2 separate regions of the Homo sapiens genome follow, and region 2 is linked to region 1. A link is a contact called in ENCODE Hi-C data. All regions are on one chromosome and are shown on one strand. Each heading gives the region's core, a stretch centred on a gene start or an enhancer-like site at or near the end of the contact. The rest is flanking DNA. Distances are from core to core; before and after follow the strand shown.

Evidence for each region. A loop is a pair of places that touch in the nucleus more often than their neighbours do.
Region 2: a loop to region 1 is called in a map of lower leg skin, with 7 times the contacts of the local background. The contact joins two enhancer-like sites. A Hi-C loop is called at or near these places in 1 of 168 maps with a recorded cell type or tissue (lower leg skin) and 1 of 37 single-sample maps with no recorded cell type.

Annotation. Positions count from the first base shown.
Region 1 is chr3:60,585,284-60,592,221 of GRCh38, forward strand. The region is part of intron 4 of FHIT (fragile histidine triad diadenosine triphosphatase); the gene reads right to left. Among named protein-coding and RNA genes, the nearest start is that of MIR548BB, 29 kb to the right of the region's middle. Within about 2 kb of position 3,633, at least 2 of the 41 ENCODE cell types and tissues checked have a DNase peak (open chromatin) inside an H3K27ac peak, as active enhancers do.
Region 2 is chr3:61,804,160-61,811,097 of GRCh38, forward strand. The region is part of intron 2 of PTPRG (protein tyrosine phosphatase receptor type G); the gene reads left to right. Among named protein-coding and RNA genes, the nearest start is that of PTPRG, 250 kb to the left of the region's middle. Within about 2 kb of position 4,537, at least 13 of the 41 ENCODE cell types and tissues checked have a DNase peak (open chromatin) inside an H3K27ac peak, as active enhancers do.

The DNA.
Region 1 (6,938 bases), core at 2,383-4,882:
AATCAGAGATACGTAGATTCAAATAAATCTACCTCTACAATCTTCAGAAAGCAATTTTTGGAGTCAGACACAGGTGCATTTTGTTAGAGTTTACTGAAACTCTTTACATTGTAAAGCTGTAGTGGTAGTCACCCTTAAGTTATTCATAGACAATTTCAATTATTTATTCATAGACTCACATGATGTTATTTTTCATTCAGATCCAAAGCTTGTTACACATTCTGCAACAAAATATTTAATGAAATTCCAAGACTTAAAAAATCTTGCAGTGAAAGCAAGAAAGACCTATCAATACTGAGTCAACAGAGTGGACCTACCAATTCAACCAGGCTTGGTACCCAAAGGCACAACTCAACATAAAGTTAACATTTCACTATGTAAATTCTAACTCCAGTTTCTTTTTGAAACACACCTTCCGGTCATCTATTTTTCCTTCTTGATCTGTTCATAAGTCATAGGACAGAATCAATTACCTAGGACCCTTTCATTGTCAATGAAAATATATTTCCCAAAGTGGGTTCTGTGAAACACTATTATAGGCATTATTACAGTTGTTTTACTATTTTTTTTAATTCCAGATTTGGATAAATTTGGGAGATGTGGGTTTTCACTCCTTGGGGACTTCTCAGAGCCCTTAGTATATTAATGTACATCAGAACTCTCCAAGTAGGGCATTAGAACATACAGTATTATCCATACATTTTAAAACAAAAGAATTTTCTTCTCATGGAGAATCTCATTGGACTAGTATCCCACGAAGCACACTTTCAAGAATGCTGGTTTATAAGACACAGCTGAGATTTGCATATAGGCACCAAAAGTGGAACCACAGAGAAAGGGGGAAATCATCTGAGATCCCTCTCACATGAGCACACTGGCTGCAGTAAAATGAGCAATAGAAACTGCTGAGTTCTTTTACATCTATTTCCAGATCCTGTCAAAATGAATAAATAAAGGTAAGCAGGGTAGGAGGACAGCAATCCTGTGAAATAACCTCCCCCCAGTCTATTTGATAGTTTCCATGACTTGATCATTGACTCATCAAAATAGACAGATGTGCTCTTATCCAGCAAAGTTTAAAGTTAGAGATAAAAACAACAACAAAAACCTGAGCTTCACCTTCAGCAAAGAAGTGTCAGCTGGAGACTTTAGAAATTCAAAGAGGTAAAAACAGAACTATCATTCAACCCAGAAATCCCCTTACTGGATATAAACCCAGAGAAATATAAATCATTCTACCATAAAGACACATGCACAAGTATGTTCACTGCAGCACTATTCACAAAAGCAAAGACATGGAATCAACCTAAATGCCCAGCAATGATAGACTGAATAAAGAAAATGTTGTATATATACACCATGGAATACTATGCAGCCATAAAAAAAGAACAAGATCACGTCTTTTGCAGAAATGTGGATAGAGCTGGAGGCCATTATACTTAGAAAACCAAAGCAAGAACAGAAAACCAAATACTGCATGAGCTTACTCATAACTAGGTGCTAAATGATGAAAACTCATGGATACAAAGAGGCGAACAATAGACAATGGGACCTGCTTGAGGGCAGAGGGTTGGAGGAGAAAGAGGAGCAAAAAAAATAACTATTAGGTACTATGCCTAGTACCTGGGTGATGAAATAAACTGTACAATAAACCCACATGACATGAGTTTACCTATGTAACAAACCTGCACCTGTACCCCTGAACCTAAAATAAAAATTTTAAAAAATTCAAACATCCTGCCTAGGATTACAAATTTATTAAAAAATTATTTCCTTCCATCTAAGCTCTCTATCAGAAAAGTAATCATGGAACCAACCCAAATGCCCATCAATAACAGACTAGATAAAGAAAAAGTAGTATATATACACCACGGAATACTATGCAGCCAAAAAAGGAATGAGATAATGTCATTTGCAGGGACGTGGATGAAGCTGGAAACCATCATCTTCAGCAAACTAACACAGGAACAGAAAACCAGACACGACATGTTCTCACTCATAAGTGGGAGCTGAACAATGAGAACACATGAACACTGGGAGGGGAACATCACACACTGGGGCCAGTTGGCGGGTGGGGAGCAAGGGAAGAGAGAGCATTAGGACAAATAGCTAATATATGCAGGGCTTAAAACCTAGATGATGGGTTGGTAGGTTCAGTAAACCACCATGGCACACATATGTAACATGTAACAAACCTGCTTGTTCTTTACTTGTATGCTGGAACTTAAAATAAAATTTAAAAAAAACTCAAAAAGAGAAAAAAGTAATCACCTGATATTCACCGGGATAAAGAAAGGAATTTAGAGAAATGTCTTTTGTCCCTACAGTTGAGGCGTAAAACCTGACAGTGAGGATGAAGGCCCTTAGAAGCCACGCAGTTCCACTAACAAGCCCATGTAGTTATTTCTACCTCCATTACCTGCTGCTTTATTAATATAATTAACCACTATTTATTGAGCTTCTGCTAATGCCAGGCACTATGCTAGGCTGTATGCCTATATTTTTATTTTATCCTCTGACCATGGTAACATCGGTTGTCTTATTATCCTGATTTCACAGACTTGGCACAGAGAAGTTCCGTCTCATGTCAAAGATCACACAGCCTGGCTGGGGTAGAATCTGTATCAGGAGGCAAGTCTGCCTGACTCCAAAGATCATGCAATGCCCCTTCTCCTTTTTTTTTTCCCTTCCACCACTCTTCTGTCATGCCTTTTCCCTAGCTATTACCATTTAAAAGCAGTTGTGATTAAAAACAAAGGTCAGCTGTCCATAACTTAACTCAAATGTTCTTTCTTCCTTGCTCTTAGAGACAAATTACCATCTTCCATCATTCACGTGGACCAAGAAGGATTTAGGCTGAGATGATTATGCATAATAATCTGGGTCTCATTACAAGCTGAGCACTTGGAAGGGCCATTCTCTCAGCCCTTAAGGCAGCTGAACTTGATCATATTTTCATTTTCTTTTCTCCCTATATCCACTAAAGATCAACTGACACAGAACAAATGAAGTTACTAACAATTTACTGATTTCTTTAAAATATATATCTTCAATAAAGGAAGAACAAACAGTCAAATGACTGAAATCTAAGTACGGAATGTGAAAAATGCCACTCTCTAAAATTCTCAAAGGAAGAGAAGAAAATAAAGAGGGGAAGGAGAAAGAGAGGGGAAGGAGAAAGGGAGAAAAAGAATCGAAGGAGGGAGAGAGGAATGGAAGGAGGGAAGGAAGGGTATAGAGATCATCTGCATTAGAATCTTCTCAGGCTGGGGGTCCCTGAGCCCACTCCAGACCAACTGATTCAGAACCTCTGGGGTGGGATCCAAGACTGCATTTGCACACACTCCTCTCGTGACTATAATTTTTTTAATTCATTTATTTTTGAGACAGGGTCTTGCTCTGTTGCCTAGGCTGGAGTGCGGTAGCATGATCATGGCTCACTACAGCCTCAACCTCTCAAGCTCAAGTGATCCTCTTGGCCTCAGCTTCCCAAAGTGTTGGGATTACAGGTGTGAGCCATCATGCCTGTCCTGGTGATTGTAATTTACACCAGATTCACCTTACCCTAAGAAGTGACTTGTATATGTGTTGCTTATGGAAGTCAGAAGTTTCCCAAGTTTAAGAATTCAGCATTTAGCTCCAGGAAAAATTGGTCATAAATATGATGATGACACATATGTGAGACAATGACTGCATGAGTCCAGGAAAGAATAAAGACATTCTCCTGAGAAAGACTCCTCGTTGGAGCCTATGGGTTCTACCGGGCAGGTGACTCACCCGTTGGAGTCACAGGTGACTCAGCAACAGGGTTATGTAACAAGACCACCTTCCTTGGTGCTAATTTTAGATTTAAATAGAGAAACTATTTGAATGTCAAATTAACCTTTTTATATAGAGAGAGAAAAAGTATAACCCAATGTAAGCACAAGGTAATAAGCACAGGGCAACACATTCAAACAGATGCAAAGCACGTGGAGTGAAAAGTGAGTTTTCCTTCCAGGCCCAACCACTTCTTTCTGGCACTTCAGAAACACACTTTGTAGAACCAATCACTTGTATTTGTGTGAACTCCTCCCTGTTAATACAAAGGGAGGAAGCCCATTATACACACAGTTCTCTCCTTCACTTTTCCCAGAATAACATATCCTGGAGGCCATTCTCCACAGTACATACACATTTACATCGTTCTTTTGAACATCATCACAGTCCATGTATTTGACCAGTTCACTTTAATAAACATTTAGACTTTTTCTAATCCTTTGCTAATAGAAATGATGCTATAAGGAACACTCTTCTTCATATGGCTTTGTCCACGTCGGGGGATATATTTTTAAGATAACTCTGTGGAAGCAAAATGGCAAGGGCAAAGGATACAGGCACTTTTGAGATATTGCCAAATTTTCCCTCCCAGGAAGTTGTAGCAATTTAAACTTCTATTAATAGTATATGATACTACTTGTTTCCCCCACACCTTCACCAAAGCAGTATATTTTTGATTGTGATTTAATTTGCCACTTCGACTTCTTACTGGAGAAAGTGCTGACCAGCAAACATGAATGTAACTTGGCAGCTATATTTCTCCTGGAGAATGAATACATTGGCATTCTAATTTATCATCTTCTTATGCATTAGGTAAGTATGAATCTGTGGCCTTGACCCTCTTCAACTCTGGGTAAATTTACAAACTTTAGTTTCTGGGCCTGCTAACACAGGTGAACAGTGATGCCTCCAAGAGAGGACACATCTACAAGACTGCTGGAAGGAGTCCTCTTTTAATTTTACTCTTCCAAGTTTTAAAAATAAATTGCAAAATAATTTTTCTCTAATAAGTTAACGATTTAAAATTGTAATTCAATTAGAAATTTTTTTAAATATTATGAACCAAATTTTTCTTGCTCAAGTCTGCAAGAAGGGAGGAACTCTGTGGAACGCTTCAGATCAGACCACCTTGGCGGACATCAAAGATCTAATTCAAATGACATCTACTCACAGACTCAGTGGTCTGCTTCATGGATTCAAAAGTTAATCAAAATTCATACTACAAATGCTGTTACTAATCGCCACAGCAGCAAACTAGAACCCCTCCTTGCCCACCACTTTTACACTCCACCCCCAGAGAATAACAGACAACATGCTGTTTCTTCCAGTAATTCTTAGGATGTTATTGATGTATTGTTTATTTTTCATAGAGTCCATGCACTTAGGAGGAAACAGGGCATAATATATATGCACTTTCAGAAAACTGTTTTAATGTTATAAATAATATCCAAAACCATTAATGAGTTTTAGAGGTGGCTGCCTTGCAGCGGGGAATTACTTAAGCACTGGAAAGCCAATCAACAAATATTTATTTTGCAACTTCTGTGTGCATGCCTAAAAAATCTTATTCCATTAGTAAAATAAGTCCATCTAGAAAAATACATTAATTCAACGCATATTTACTCCACACTCACATGTTGCACCACAGCTCCAAGTGTGAATGAGGCAGAGACCCTGCACTCGAGTTAGGAAGACACAGCCAACTGAACTGATGACTTAAACGCAAAGGGACAGAGCACAGGCTATGGCAGGATTACAGAAAAAGGGCTCCTCATCAAGCCTTGAGGGAATCAGGGAAGGCTTCCAGGAGGAAGCAAACTGATATGATTTCCAAGAAGGATTCATCCAGGGGGGAAAAATGGACAGAATTAGGGAAATACTATTGCTTAATCATAGAAGTTCACCTAAACCCCATGAAAGTCAGCAATAGTACCGTTTCTACCTGAAATACAGTCAGCCCAGGATTAGAATATGTTCAGCTCTCATGTCATAAAATCCCTAAAGAACTTTCTGAAAAGCTAAGCCCACTGATAAGAATAAAGGAAAAGCATAGCACCCCACAAACTAAAACATATTTTCCATTACAAATACATTTTCACCAACTCTGAAAAACCAAGTGGACATTTAACAGATCCTAGAAGACTTTGCTCCCTAATTGCCTCCCAATAACCCTCACTCTCATTAAACTACAGCATGACCCTCTAGTTTGGAGGCCCACCTTCTCTTTACTCAAAAATTTCCAAACCTAATGAGAGATAGTCTTAGAGAAAGATGATGGACTTAACAGACTGAGACGTATTTTCCTTCCTTGGTGTTTACATTATTTGACAGCAAGGAGCCCCAGAGCAGGAGCTAGTTCCAAGCAAAGTCCCCAAAGAATATCAACAAGGAAAAACAGCCACTAGGCTGTATAAATCCACTTGCTATAAAATTCCAACACACACATAATAACCAGCATATGAAGCTGAATCCTTATAGGAAAACAATTCAAAATCCAGGTACATTCATCAGGCCCTCCCCATGTCGTGGAAGACTAAAGTTAGTAGCTCTTCCATATGTTACACTATGAAACAAGATGAAAATGGCAGAGAGGAAAATGAAATGAGCCTTCTGAGATTCATTCTTTAGTTTGTTCGTTCAAATACACGGCAGAAGAGGGTGCTTTCCATACAGAAATTATTCCGTTTTGACACACTCTAACTTAGGCTATTTGGAGGAGAATTGTCTGGCTCTACCTTACAGTACACACTTCCCAAAGTCCCACAAATCATGTGGCTTTGGGAGAAGAGAGAGTTCGGGGAGCATTTACCCCGACCATACCAAAATGAATTAACAGGGATTAATTTGGGTTACATGGTCTATGTGCCAGTCAGAACAGCTTCCAGTGTGTTTCAGAATTTAAGGTGGGGAAAAAAGAAACAGAAAATCGGATTTCAAAACTACCCTTTAATGAAAAGCTGTTAAAGTGATTTATCTTAACAAAATAATCATCAAATTAGAAGCTATATGTATTCTTAAGACATTTTGAACTCCACATTGTATCAAAATTAGGTAGAATATATATATTATTATATATATATTATCTCTCTATATATTCTCTATATGTAACCTCTATATAT
Region 2 (6,938 bases), core at 3,287-5,786, 1.2 Mb after region 1:
TTCACACAAAAGCAGGGGAGCAGAGTAGTGTTAATTACCCTGAGCCAAGTCAGTATTAATCTCAGGTCTCCATTGTTGTTTAAGATTGATGGATAAAGATGTGACTGCCCAGAACTACCTTTGTTCTCTTACTGGAAAGATGTGGACTTGGAGGGGCAATCTGGAGTTAATAGTCAGAACTAGATTGTATCCTCCTTACTGGGATGTGAGCTCTGTCACCTGAGTAACCAATTTCTTTGTAAAGGGATGTAATCTCAAATCTTAGCTTTCAAGCTGCCAGGCTTGGTTTGCTTTTATATCCCCAAATGGAACCGGAACCTTCTTTATTCCAATGGTACATTGTGGTAGACTGTATTCGGCAACCTTTTGTATGAAAGGGTTAACATAGATCTGTCTCATCAGTGTCTTTCTGTTTAAGGATAGCATAAAAGTGCTGATTGTTAACTTCACTTGGTCCTATGCTTATTCTTTATTTTTACTGTAGGATTTACTTTTTCTTTTCCTGTGTCTTTCTCTCTCCAAAAAAAAAAAAAAAATAAAATCTACCTTGATGTGTCAAAGAGATAAAGAAGATGTTATAAACATTAAACAAAAGTTCACGTTTCTGTTTCTTTGTGCCCCCGGTCCCCCTTTTAAAAATAGGCCTCACAGCATCAGGCATTTGCCAGTGCAGCAGTTTTGAAGCATAGGATTTTTCCCCTTCCTGATGTATAAATGCCAGCTCTCTTCCCCCCTTTGCAGACACAGGCATTTTCCTCTTTTGAGTTTTAGTTTTATGATAGCACATTACAAAGAGTTTGACAGATCCTTTAAGATGAAGATCTGTTGATGTACTTCCTGTTTATGGTGGCTCCCAGCTTCACTGGTGATGAGGACACAGGCGCCTGAAACCCAGAGGCAGGGTGGATCTGCACCACTTCTCTGACCTTGCCAGGGCTGACCTTCATCATTCTAAGGGAACTTTTTTTCTTTTTTTCCCCTCCCTAAGCAGTGGTTCTCAATTTGGGGCTATTTTACTCCAGAAGGGGCTTTTGGCAATGTTTGGAGACATTTTTGGTTGTTACAGCAAGACTTGGAGCTACCAGCCTCTAGTGGGTAGAGGCCAAGGATGCTGCTGAACATTCTACAATGCACTGGACTGTCCCCACAAAAGAATGTTCTGTCCTGAATTGTTGATAGTGCCAAGGTTAAGAAACCCTCCCATAAGGGATGTTTTCTAGGCTTAAACAGTGGCCTGTATGTGTCTTTCTCCTTATTTCTTTATTTCAAGAAAAGAAAAACGCTGCCAAAGCAAAAGCCATGCAGTATGTTCATAATAAATTACCTTTTAAAACAAATCCCAGGCCTACTCTTCCCGAAAATGGGAAAGACAAAAAAAAAAAAAAAAAAAAATCAAAGTGCCCCATGGCACAAGTTATCCACTGATGACATTTCCCTCTGAGGACTGTTTTCTGGGTTAGGGTAATTACCACAACCCAGAAGGTCATGGAGTCTAAGTTAAAGGGCGTCACTGATTCAGCTCTCAGATGAGCCACCCCACTGGGATGTATGATGGTATAAACTGCAATTAAATCTTGTGCTGTATTTACTGTGTGATTGGAAGGACAGAAGGGAGATTTCCCTTTAGTCATTCTTACCTAGAGCAAAACTCATGTTTTTTTAGTGTAATGTGATTTCTTGAGAATGGTAGATGTTAGTGAAGTGGGGCAGGGAGATGGATTTACAAATCTTGGAGTTTGCAAAATATGACTTGACCTTTTGTTCTTATGTTGTGGGCTGTGTTTTCTATTAAGCTCTCGATCATATTCTCTCTTTGCCATTTAAGAAAAATACAGCACAAACCTCTGTCAGATTTTAGTATATGGTGACCTAATTTGGTGGGATGATTGCTAAAGTTCTGGAACAGGCCCTTTGTAGCTGATTTTTGTTGAATTGATAAGCATCGAATATACTAAATATAATTTTTTGTGCCTAGGTCTCTTCCAAAACTTGCATACCATTTTTAGCCTGAACTCAGTGTTATCATTTTGGTCTTTTAAAGTGGAGGGAGGGGGAGAGGGAGAATCCAATTATAGCAAGCCTGACTTGATTGAATGATCTTAGAATGAACCTTGTGGGAAATAATGTGTTGGCGAGAAAGAAAGTTGAGTTTCTAAAGTTACAGAATCTGTAGATCTGTTACACAAGTGCATGTAGGTAAAGCCTCCCTGGAATGATTCAAAAGGTAGTTGTAATGGATGGGTTAAAGACTTCATTTCACCATCATCCTTATCCAGGTTCTGAATACACATGCCCTGTCGGGTCTGTGGCTCATTTTAGATACAGTGAGTGGAAAATTGAATTTAATGATTAAGTCTTTTTGGTTTCTGATTTGTGGATTTTCTTGTGATTTTTGTACTTCTGGATTTATATTGCATCTTAGTGAATATCATTTTTTTTCTTCTTAAATTATCTAAAATATGTGATAGGGTAGTTAGCAAACCTGTGTTGGTTATACCTATTGGCAAATGAAAGGAGATGACAGAAATAGGCTCCGATGGGCCCATGGCTGAATTACAGAGTGGTAATTATTCTTTAAATACTGAAATAAGAGTTTTGCCTATTAGAAGCCTCATAAAACCAGTGTCTACAATCTATCTGATTTTGCTGTTGATGTAATTTTAGGAAATCAAATGAACTGGGATGGAAATTAGGTTTCATACTCCGTGGCTTGTGTACCCCTCTAAGTTCTATTAAATTTTATAGGAGTTTTACAGGTGGAAACACAGCAGCACCACAGCTTTTGTCACTTCAAAGAGCAGCCCTTTCATAAACAGAGAATACAGAATCATGCCTTTTATCTTGCCATTTAAAAATTCTTCATTTTCTGCACCCAAGTGATTTATCACATGGACGGAGAGGACAATTCAGGATATTGTATTTCGAAAAAGGGAAAGAGAAGCCATTCAAATTCCTATTAAAATGAATTGCACTAGCTGTACATCATTTTCTAATTTCTGAGACGACTTGTAAATCACAAGGAGAGAGGGCATTCTACCATTGGTCAGGGGAAAAATGGGAAATTTAATAGTTTGTCAAAGATTGATAAGAAAGGATTACCACTCTGAGAGACCCTAACTTGATGAGCAAGTACATTTTGAAGTTCATCAGACGTATAAGCAGTTGGAGAGTTTAATTAAAGTTACTTGTCATTACTCAAGTTTACATCCGGTCTGTCTCTGGGCCAGCGTATATGGTATGCCAGTGACATTGTCAGAACTTAGTTTTGACCCTGAGAGCTGTGCGTTGTTCTTTTACTCCCTCTTGATTCCTCTTTCATCATGTAGAAGCTGATGTGTATTTTAACATTGTGGTCAATTTGGTGACAGAGGTCTTGATCAGTGCAAGTTCCAGTAGTTAGCTGAATTTTATATTTTTCTTTATTTTTTAGCTGATAATGATTCAAGTTGTTGGAATAATCTAAGACTGCTAGAAAATAACATATATACACATATGTACACTTGTGTAAATGCCATCTTGATAACAGAATCATAAATGTGTTCATGTAAGGGTATGTGTGTGTACGTAAATATGTATTATTGAATCGTATTGGGATGATTTTTTTTTGCCCTTTCAGATGTCAAATTGTATATTGAGACTATTTATTCCATTCTTATAAGCAAAGCCCTTCCTTTCCCTCTTGTTCCTGCAAAGCAGCTCAGAGAATGACTTTTAACTGGGCAACCATATTTTTGATCTTCTGCAGAGCTAGGAGCACTCTGACATATGGTTCAACAAAGGCTCGCAGACCGGGGCATCCAGTACTTGTGGTGCTTCTGTTAACGCCTGTTTATCAGATTATTGAAGGGCAAGCTGCTTTCCTCAGAACGTGCTTGCTCTCCCTGACTCTGTGTAATCCTATCCAGGCACGGAGCTGATATTGTTATACAAACAAAACTCAATAGGCATTACTGAAATCCAGAGAGTGGATTCTTTAGGATTGGACCTTTTGTGTGTGTAACCACATTTGAAGGAGACCTAAGAATCATCATCTGGAACTTTTTAAAATTGCAGTTACTGGAAACTAAAGCCAGAAACTAGGAGAAAACCCTCCGATTTTTTGTTTGGTTATTTTTAAGTGGAGAAGTTACAAAGGTGTTAGCTGTTAAGATGTGGAGTGAACTGGAATCCAGTGGCTCTCAAATCTTGCAGCTCATCAGAAACCCCTGGTGAACTTTGTACGTGGCACTCACCCCTATTCCTTAACTGTGAAATCTATACATTTTTTTTTCATCCACCCCAGATAAATCATATGTAGGTGGGCTCTTGGTCCAGTTTGGGAACCCGTAAAAGAAGTTATCAACCTCATCATAACCTTCCCAGGCAGGAATCAATTTCTTTGAATATAAGCCATTCAAATTCCATAATATGATACTGGCTCTAAAGGCACATTTAATTATGTAGGACACACCATCCCTTTCGCAAAATCGCACAAAGATTTCAACTTAGGCCTAAAATCTTTGGCACATACGTTGCACTGGGCACGGATCCCTTGGCCTAGATAATACTGAATTAAACTCCTCCCTTTCCTGCCCTCCCACACAGAATTTGGCCAGAGAAGCTCAGTGAAGGTTATTCTTAAACCCATCCCCGTTGTTCAAATCTGGCAGTAAAAAAGGCTTTACAACTTGGGTCAACTCCTAATGGGGCCTTTTGATCCAAGTGCTTTAAAGTTTAGACCTTTTGTATCTTTGTTGATAAAAACTGAGGTGTAGTATACCATTAAAATTTTTAAAAAATTATTTCTACTGAACCTGTTGGATTTAATCTGTTTTTGCTATCTAGTAGGCTTGTGACCTTGAGCAGATGACTTAACTTTGCCACATTTTTTTCTTTTCTTGTAAAATGGGGGTAATATAATCCATAGAGTTATCATAAGAATAAGTAAAAGAATGTGTAAAGTGTTAGTTCACTGCCTTCCACATAGTGAAGGCCCAGTAACTGTTGTTTCTTATTATTATCACGGTGGGGGAGGTTAGTGGGGGAAAGTTACAAAATGAATAAGCAGCAGACTTTGCCTTAGTCAAGAGCTTGCATCCTCAAATTTGGAGTAAGGTATAATTATATTACCATACTAGAAGTAGGAAGGATTAAAAGAAGAAAATAAAGATGCACTCTTTTTTCAGAGAAAAATGTGATCACTGATGGCTTTTTGCTGCATCTTGAGGGGAGACATTGCCCATGAAACAGTTTTCTGAGCTGAGCCCAGAAGAATAACCCTAAAGGAGTGGGACAGATAGAAAATCCAACTGGAAGAGGAAGTGGTATGGTGTACTAGTGTCTGACACACAGAAGATACCCAAGAAATAAGGGTTGAAAAACATGAGGCTTTATGGAGAGAAACTTACATTTGAGTTCTGATCCTGTTAATTTCTGTAAAATAAGTATTATAACACTGACCACATAGGGGCCAGTGTGGACAGTGAATACTATATGTCATGTACCTAGCAGGTTATCTGGCACGTTGTAAGCTTGAAAAGAAAATAATATAGTTATTCTGTATTAATATGAAGGGGAATAGAAAGACATAAACTTGAAACATAAATGTGGACCAGATAATTAAGGCATTTGAATCCTGAACTAAGGAGCTTAGATTTTATTCACTTGACAGTTGAGAGCCACGGAAGCTTTTTGAGCGGGTGCACAGCTATTGAAGCTCTGTGCTCTCTTGATTTCAAGGTGATTAAGCAGAACAGTTTTCCCCCAGCTCCTGTATCAGGGAGGCAGAGCTTTCCCAGAAGTCCCATTGCATACTTCACCTCAGGTGTGTTCTTGGAATTGTGGCCATGCCCACCTTATAGCTGCAATGGGGGGCTGGGAAACTGTTTAGCCTGTTGAGCCTCTGTAGCTGGAAGTGGGCTGTGCCTGCACAGCCTAAATGGCTTTTGGTCTGTGGCCAGGAAGCCAGTGATACTTGCAACTGTGAGCATAATAGCATGTTGGAGGCCAAAGTGTACTCTACAGGGAGTGCAGGATAAAATAAGAACAATACGACTGGTACAGAGAATAGAGGAAAGGGTAGAGGTTTGTATGAAAGCTGGCAAATTCAGTTCTAGACCAAAAATGAGTTTAGGGTGCAGGTAGGATATCCAGGAAGAAGTGATGCATGGGCAGGAGTAATTTAGGATTAGAGTGCAGGACTGAAAGTATTGATCAGTGAATCATTGATTTGGAAGATGACAGTAAAACCCTAAGAATCTGAGGTAAGGAAGGATGAGAGAGGAATGGACAAGAACCAGATAACAAGCTTAAAGGAATGATTTCTTTTTAGGTGCCCTGTATAAGCAACGACAGTGCGAAGGGATACCTTATTTAGCATTGTTTAAACCTCTTTATCTGCTCCATAGGCATATGACCTCAATAAAGGCAGCAGTGTGTTTATGATGCAGACCCAGCTAGAAGACAAGTTCCCAGGTCTGGCTACCCACCCCTACTCTTGGCCACCCAACTCCTACCTCTTTTGGACAGATTTCTCTTCTCAGCTCTGTCTGTGTAATGCAATTGTCCCTACAATGGCCTTTGACAGAGAAGTCATGGAGATCCAAAGAAACTAATTAGAATGAATAGGCATTTTTTATAAGTAATTCGGGACAAATGGAGAATCCAGTCCTTAAGAAGGGTTGTAATGAGGGTAGCTGAATTTGCTTTTGTGGGCTTTTACTTTAGCGTTCCACCATCAAGGTGACATCATATGATGTAAGAATGAGTATCTGATTGGCTACCTGCCAGCCAATGAGGGTTCCCCCTTGCCTACCTGTGTTGGGGAGTGCAAGGCTGTCACCAGGAGGGCAGGTTAGGGTGAATGTGGCAGCCCAGGTGAGGTAGACCTGATGATTGTTCGAATGTGACACTTTCTCCCTGTCATAGCCCAGCAGCCCCTTTAGTTTGTGACTCTGCTG